2 separate regions of the Homo sapiens genome follow, and region 2 is linked to region 1. Evidence: read pairs that join two places in POLR2A ChIA-PET (ENCODE). Cell type or tissue: GM12878. All regions are shown on one strand.

Evidence for each region. Peaks named below come from ENCODE experiments on the same cell type or tissue, not always from the same donor. Only the 100,000 strongest peaks of a DNase experiment are listed, where the experiment ranks them.
Region 2: POLR2A ChIA-PET joins it to region 1 with 9 read pairs; 2 of 35 experiments call an interaction of 5 or more read pairs at or near these places.

What each region holds. Positions count from the first base shown.
Region 1 is chr15:72,140,236-72,142,735 of GRCh38, forward strand. It overlaps SENP8 (SUMO peptidase family member, NEDD8 specific), which reads left to right. Exons shown (of 2, transcript NM_145204.4): 2 at 1-2,500. The coding sequence ends at 27. Among named protein-coding and RNA genes, the nearest start is that of SENP8, 23 kb to the left of the region's middle. RefSeq lists an enhancer at 1,538-1,627. In GM12878, no CTCF peak of the experiment used is centred here; a DNase peak (open chromatin) is centred at 1,376; H3K4me3 peaks cover 290 bases; H3K27ac peaks cover 1,086 bases.
Region 2 is chr15:71,933,508-71,936,007 of GRCh38, forward strand. It overlaps MYO9A (myosin IXA), which reads right to left. Exons shown (of 42, transcript NM_006901.4): 17 at 1,834-1,977; 18 at 163-202. LOC107984713 (a long non-coding RNA gene) reads right to left here and starts at 140. Exons shown (of 2, transcript XR_001751795.2): 1 at 1-140. In GM12878, no CTCF peak of the experiment used is centred here; no DNase peak of the experiment used is centred here.

The sequences.
Region 1 (2,500 bases):
CTCATTACCACACTTGCTAAAAAGTAGCTATTGAAGTATATTTGCGACTTTTGAAGGCTCCTCTTTCTGCCCTTCCCCATTTGTTGGATGGCTGCAATCTCAGTGCCTGAGGGAAGATGCCTAGTAGAGGAAAGCTTAATACTCTTTTTCCTGAAAGAATATCATCCTCTGCATTATCCCCATGGAACGTTTCACTTTAACCCTGACTGGGGAGCAATATGTTCTGTGAAAATATCTTGAAATTGTACACCAAAACCTTACAACCAACTTATTTGAACATTTATTACACACAGGGTTTACGTAAGACTTTTCTTATTGGTATATAATTAATTTCCTTTGGTCTCCCTTATCCACATTGGCTTATTCTGGAGGAAAAGCAGTGATCTGTAAAACAAATCAAGAATATATTAAATCTAGAGGAATGCAGAGAAGAAAACTATAAAACAGAACCAAAAACTTGTTGCACAGCCTACATAATTAAGAGATCAACTGGCTGGAAGCAGATCAAGGCCTAACTTCATTCAAGACCTAAATATTATGAGACTCAGTTATTCGGTTTTATGTGACATCTCTTCCATTCACCATGCACAGGCTTTTCCAGCTATCTATATAATGTTTGCAAATATTTGATAAAGATGATGTTACCCTATCTTCCTCCATCTGATTCCTGGAATGCTTGAAGAAAGGGGAAATCTTGAGTAACCTCATTAAAATTAATGTCTGGTGGACCTCTCAGTTTGCTCACTGATTGGGTAGACTTGCTACTCTGGATTAATAACTGCTTTTCTCTGCCTTGTCTATTAGCCATGCACACACTTCCTCCTTATATCCAAAGTTCTTTGGTTCTAAAATTCATAGTTGATACCTTCCCAAGGTTACCTGTTGTTTCAGATAAACATTTGTTCTTCCTGATAGTTATAGGTTTTCCTCTCTGTCCTTAATTCTGGCAGAATTGTTTTTAGTTATGTCATGGTAATTTCAGGATGATTTTTGTATCTGAAACTTAACAGACTTAGAGTTGGTTTGTTTTTTAAATATAAAGGAAGAAAAGTGACCTTTCTCAGCCCTTTTACTTAATTAAAAATGCAGGGAATGTAATTTGTAAAATGTGGAACCAAGAGTAGAACGAAATACTATCCCTCCAGAAGCACTGATGTGTTTCAGTTGTTTCAAATAGTAAACAACCAGATGACATGTTAGGTACACAAATTAATTCTATTCCTAATGAGAATTAGATTGCAAGGCCTATGAGACTTGAAAACCAAAGATGAGCTTCAGCCATGAAACTTATTTCAGCTACCTCCCCAGCCTAACCCTGCCCCCAGCCCTCATGGCCCAAAATAACCTCACCACTCAGTGACCACAGAGAAAGTAACTTGGTTCCTTTTAGCCGAGAAGGGAAAACACAGTAAGGGTAAATAAGTACAGGTTACATAGCAGGCCTGAGTGAGCAGGAGCTGAAACTAAAAGTCAAAGAGAAAGCTATCAAAAAAAGTTTCCATTTCAAGTCGGTACATTTTGGATAAAAACCAGTCCTAATGGAAGATGGGGCTAGGAAAAAGATTAGGAACTGGCAGTCATCCATAGAGGTGAAATACAGAGGGAGGGACAGCAAGAGAAGTGACAAAGGTCACTGATGATAGGCCACAAGTGTAGATAAAGATAAGAAAACAATGTTATTTCAGTGACTGTTGACTTAGGCAGCTAATCTAGACTATTAAAGTCAAATCCTCTCTGGGAAAAGTTATCTTTCTGACAATGCAAAGTATGTTTATTTAAATATCAGAGTATCTTCAATCTGAGAATTAAAGCATATGAAAGCAATCTTTCCTAACTCCCTACGATTCATCTTATAAGTAAATTTATAAGTAAATTTTTAAACTACACTAGTCTTTTAAATATATATAGAAAAATATATATACACACGTATAGACATGTATATGTAATCTATCTACATATATATAAAAAATGCATTTTCCAAATGCATTAGCCTGATTGGACTGTGCCACAGATTAGTGTCCTCCTATGAAATTTTGAGTATGTCATTTGTAAATGTTAGCATTATAAATTGCAGGAGAATTTAAGAATTGACTTGTATTTCACTGGATACTATAGTACCCGGTAAGTTACACACCTGCTTGACCACATACCATTCATGTTACATGACACAAAATAGGAAAAAATCTTTTGCTGGTATTGCGTTCCCTTCTCTCTTAGAGTCAAAAGGATCTATTCTGCAAAATTAATCAAAATATTCAAAAGGAAGGCAGGTTTTTCAAAACTGGGCTAAGCAATTATCAAACTGAACTAACCTGCTTTCAGATATCCTGTTGTATTGCCCGGTAAGTATAGTCACACTTGTCCAACCCGTGTCTCAATATGGAATTCAGAAAAGTTACCATATATAAACCCAGCTATAAATGGTTGTAGAAAATATAAGTATCAGTGGGTTTCCTATGTAATAGTGTTTAAAACACAAATATTTCAACCATTTGGCAAG
Region 2 (2,500 bases), 210 kb before region 1:
ATAACAGTGTTATTTCTAAAATGGATTCAACTAAGTGCACGATCACTATCTTGGATACAAATAAGGTTATTTCTTGTTTTTTGATGTATGAAGATTGTATGAGTAATAAAAAATAATTGTGTAGCAGAATACCAATACAAAAAAAGTTTTCATAGTACTCACCTTTGGAAGGGCAGGCTTGGATTTGAAATTTTTGTTTCTCCTATAGAGATAAATCATTCATTAAAAAAAGCTACTGTATAAAAACAAAAACAAAAGCTACTGTAGAGAAGAAAGATTTCAAGGTCTCTCCTAAAACAACAGATTATATACCCATTACCAAGACTGTAGGTTCTTTATATGAAAACACTATCTGATTCAGCCAAGCAGGCACCTTGGGAAGGAAGAATAAACAAGGAAAAGATACCTGCCTTGTTATATAAGTATAAACAGATTTACACCTGATGATTAGTAACACTGTGTTGTACATTCTAAGCCACAGGTTCATTTTCTTCAGTTGTTAGTAGTTTCTTGTACCTACAGAAGACTTATTTCTATCATATCAAAACTAAATGAGATGTCTAAGTTTCATAAATTTTAAAAAAACGTACTTATCACCAAAACGTAATCTTCCATTTTTGGTAATTAAAAATTCTATTCCACTCATTTTTTTCCTTATTCAAACCTCAATACCATACTTAAATCAAGTCTTTTTAATTTATTTTTAGCCTTTTTTATGGCCACAGAAAAGAAGGAATAAAGTCCAACGCTTATGAATATGGGCTGGGAAGTTAGAAAGACCTGGACAACAATCTATGGTCTACCATCTATTAAGGTATGATTTTAACCTCTTTAACTTTTCATTATGTAATAATGTAAAACAGGGAGGACAATACTACCTATAACTTAAAAGTTGTTGTGAGGATTAAATGAGTTAATGTATATCTCTGGGCTAGAGCAAGACCTACATAAATAGAACCTACTAATATTATTAAGCAGTGATTCAGACAAGGATTATGGAATCCAATTCAGTCACACCTCTAGCTAGCGGTCAAACGATATGCTTGGGAAATATCTAAAACATGTTAATGCTAATAACTAATAACTTTTTTTCCTTTTTTTTTTTTTCTCAGAGACAGGATGTTAATCGGTTGCCCAGGCTGAAGTGCAATGGCAAGATCATGACTCATTGCAGCCTCAACTTCCTTGGCTCAACTGATCCTCCTACCTCAGTCTCCTGAGTAGCTGGAACTACATGCATGCACTACCACACCTGGCTAATTTTTTTTCTTTTCTTTTCTTTTTTTTTTTTTTTTTTTTTTTTTGGAGAGATGGGGTCTCTATGAAGCATGGTAGAGAATGGTTATAGCTATGTCTTCAAACCAACTCTGTAATCAGTTAATGAGAAATGGAAAGCTTGGATAAGTGTTATATATCACTCAACCATTCACCATTTATAGATTTTCTTGCCTAATTTGTTAAGATTGCTAGAATTAATGGATAATTATAGTAAAAATTGGGAATCCTAAAAGGAGCTAACAGTTTTTTCTTTCTCTGAAGGTAGGGCCTGTCTAAACAATAAGACCTTTATTATCATCTCCATAACAAATATACTCAGTCATGATTCTCCTGGTAATATGGGGGAGAAAAATCAACAAAAACACAAGCTTTATAACACATGAGATTCATGGCTGTAAACGCTACCTAAATAACTTTGAGTCTTGTTTCAGTCAAAATTCTTCCCATGAAAATAACATTTCACCATCTTCCTTCTTCATTTTTTTCTGCCAGAAATTTTAAACCAGACAAAAAACAAAAAACAAAAAACAATTTACATTACTGATTAGTACTGACGTGAGAATTCCATGGGCTCTCTCCAGGAGTTTGCTGCTAGTTGAATTAGCAAATATTCCATCTTTATCAAGCAAGGAGGTGCCACTTGATAGTCTGCTCTGGCGAATCCCAGTTCTGCCATTCCAGGCAATATCAAATGTATCACTGTAAAAAATATAATTTGCTTTAGTTAATGAAGACGTCTCTAACACTATACTGCTTAAATAAGTAAAATAAAACTTTAAATACTAAAGTTAAAATTTAGAAAAAAATGCTAAACCAACCAAAAACTGATTTCATCCAAATGACTGCCAATCAGTTGGGACTAACCGTTGTCTCATTCAGAACAAATTCCTATGAATTCCATCATATTCACATACAAACGTGCATGTAGATGAGCATATCATGTAGCTGATATCTTTAAATATATTATCATTCAACAACTAGTAACTAATAAAATGGATTATAGTATCTTCCCTCTTTGTTAGATTTTAGAATTTTCAAATGCTACTATAGGAATTTGTCATCCTAATACACTATCCCATCCTATGGAATATCTAATTTCCTCCTGAAAGGTCTTATTTACACACACACACACACACACACACACACTCACTACTCACACACCCATTAAACTAAGTCCTATGAGACTCTAAACATTGCAGATATAGCAATGAACAAAACATAA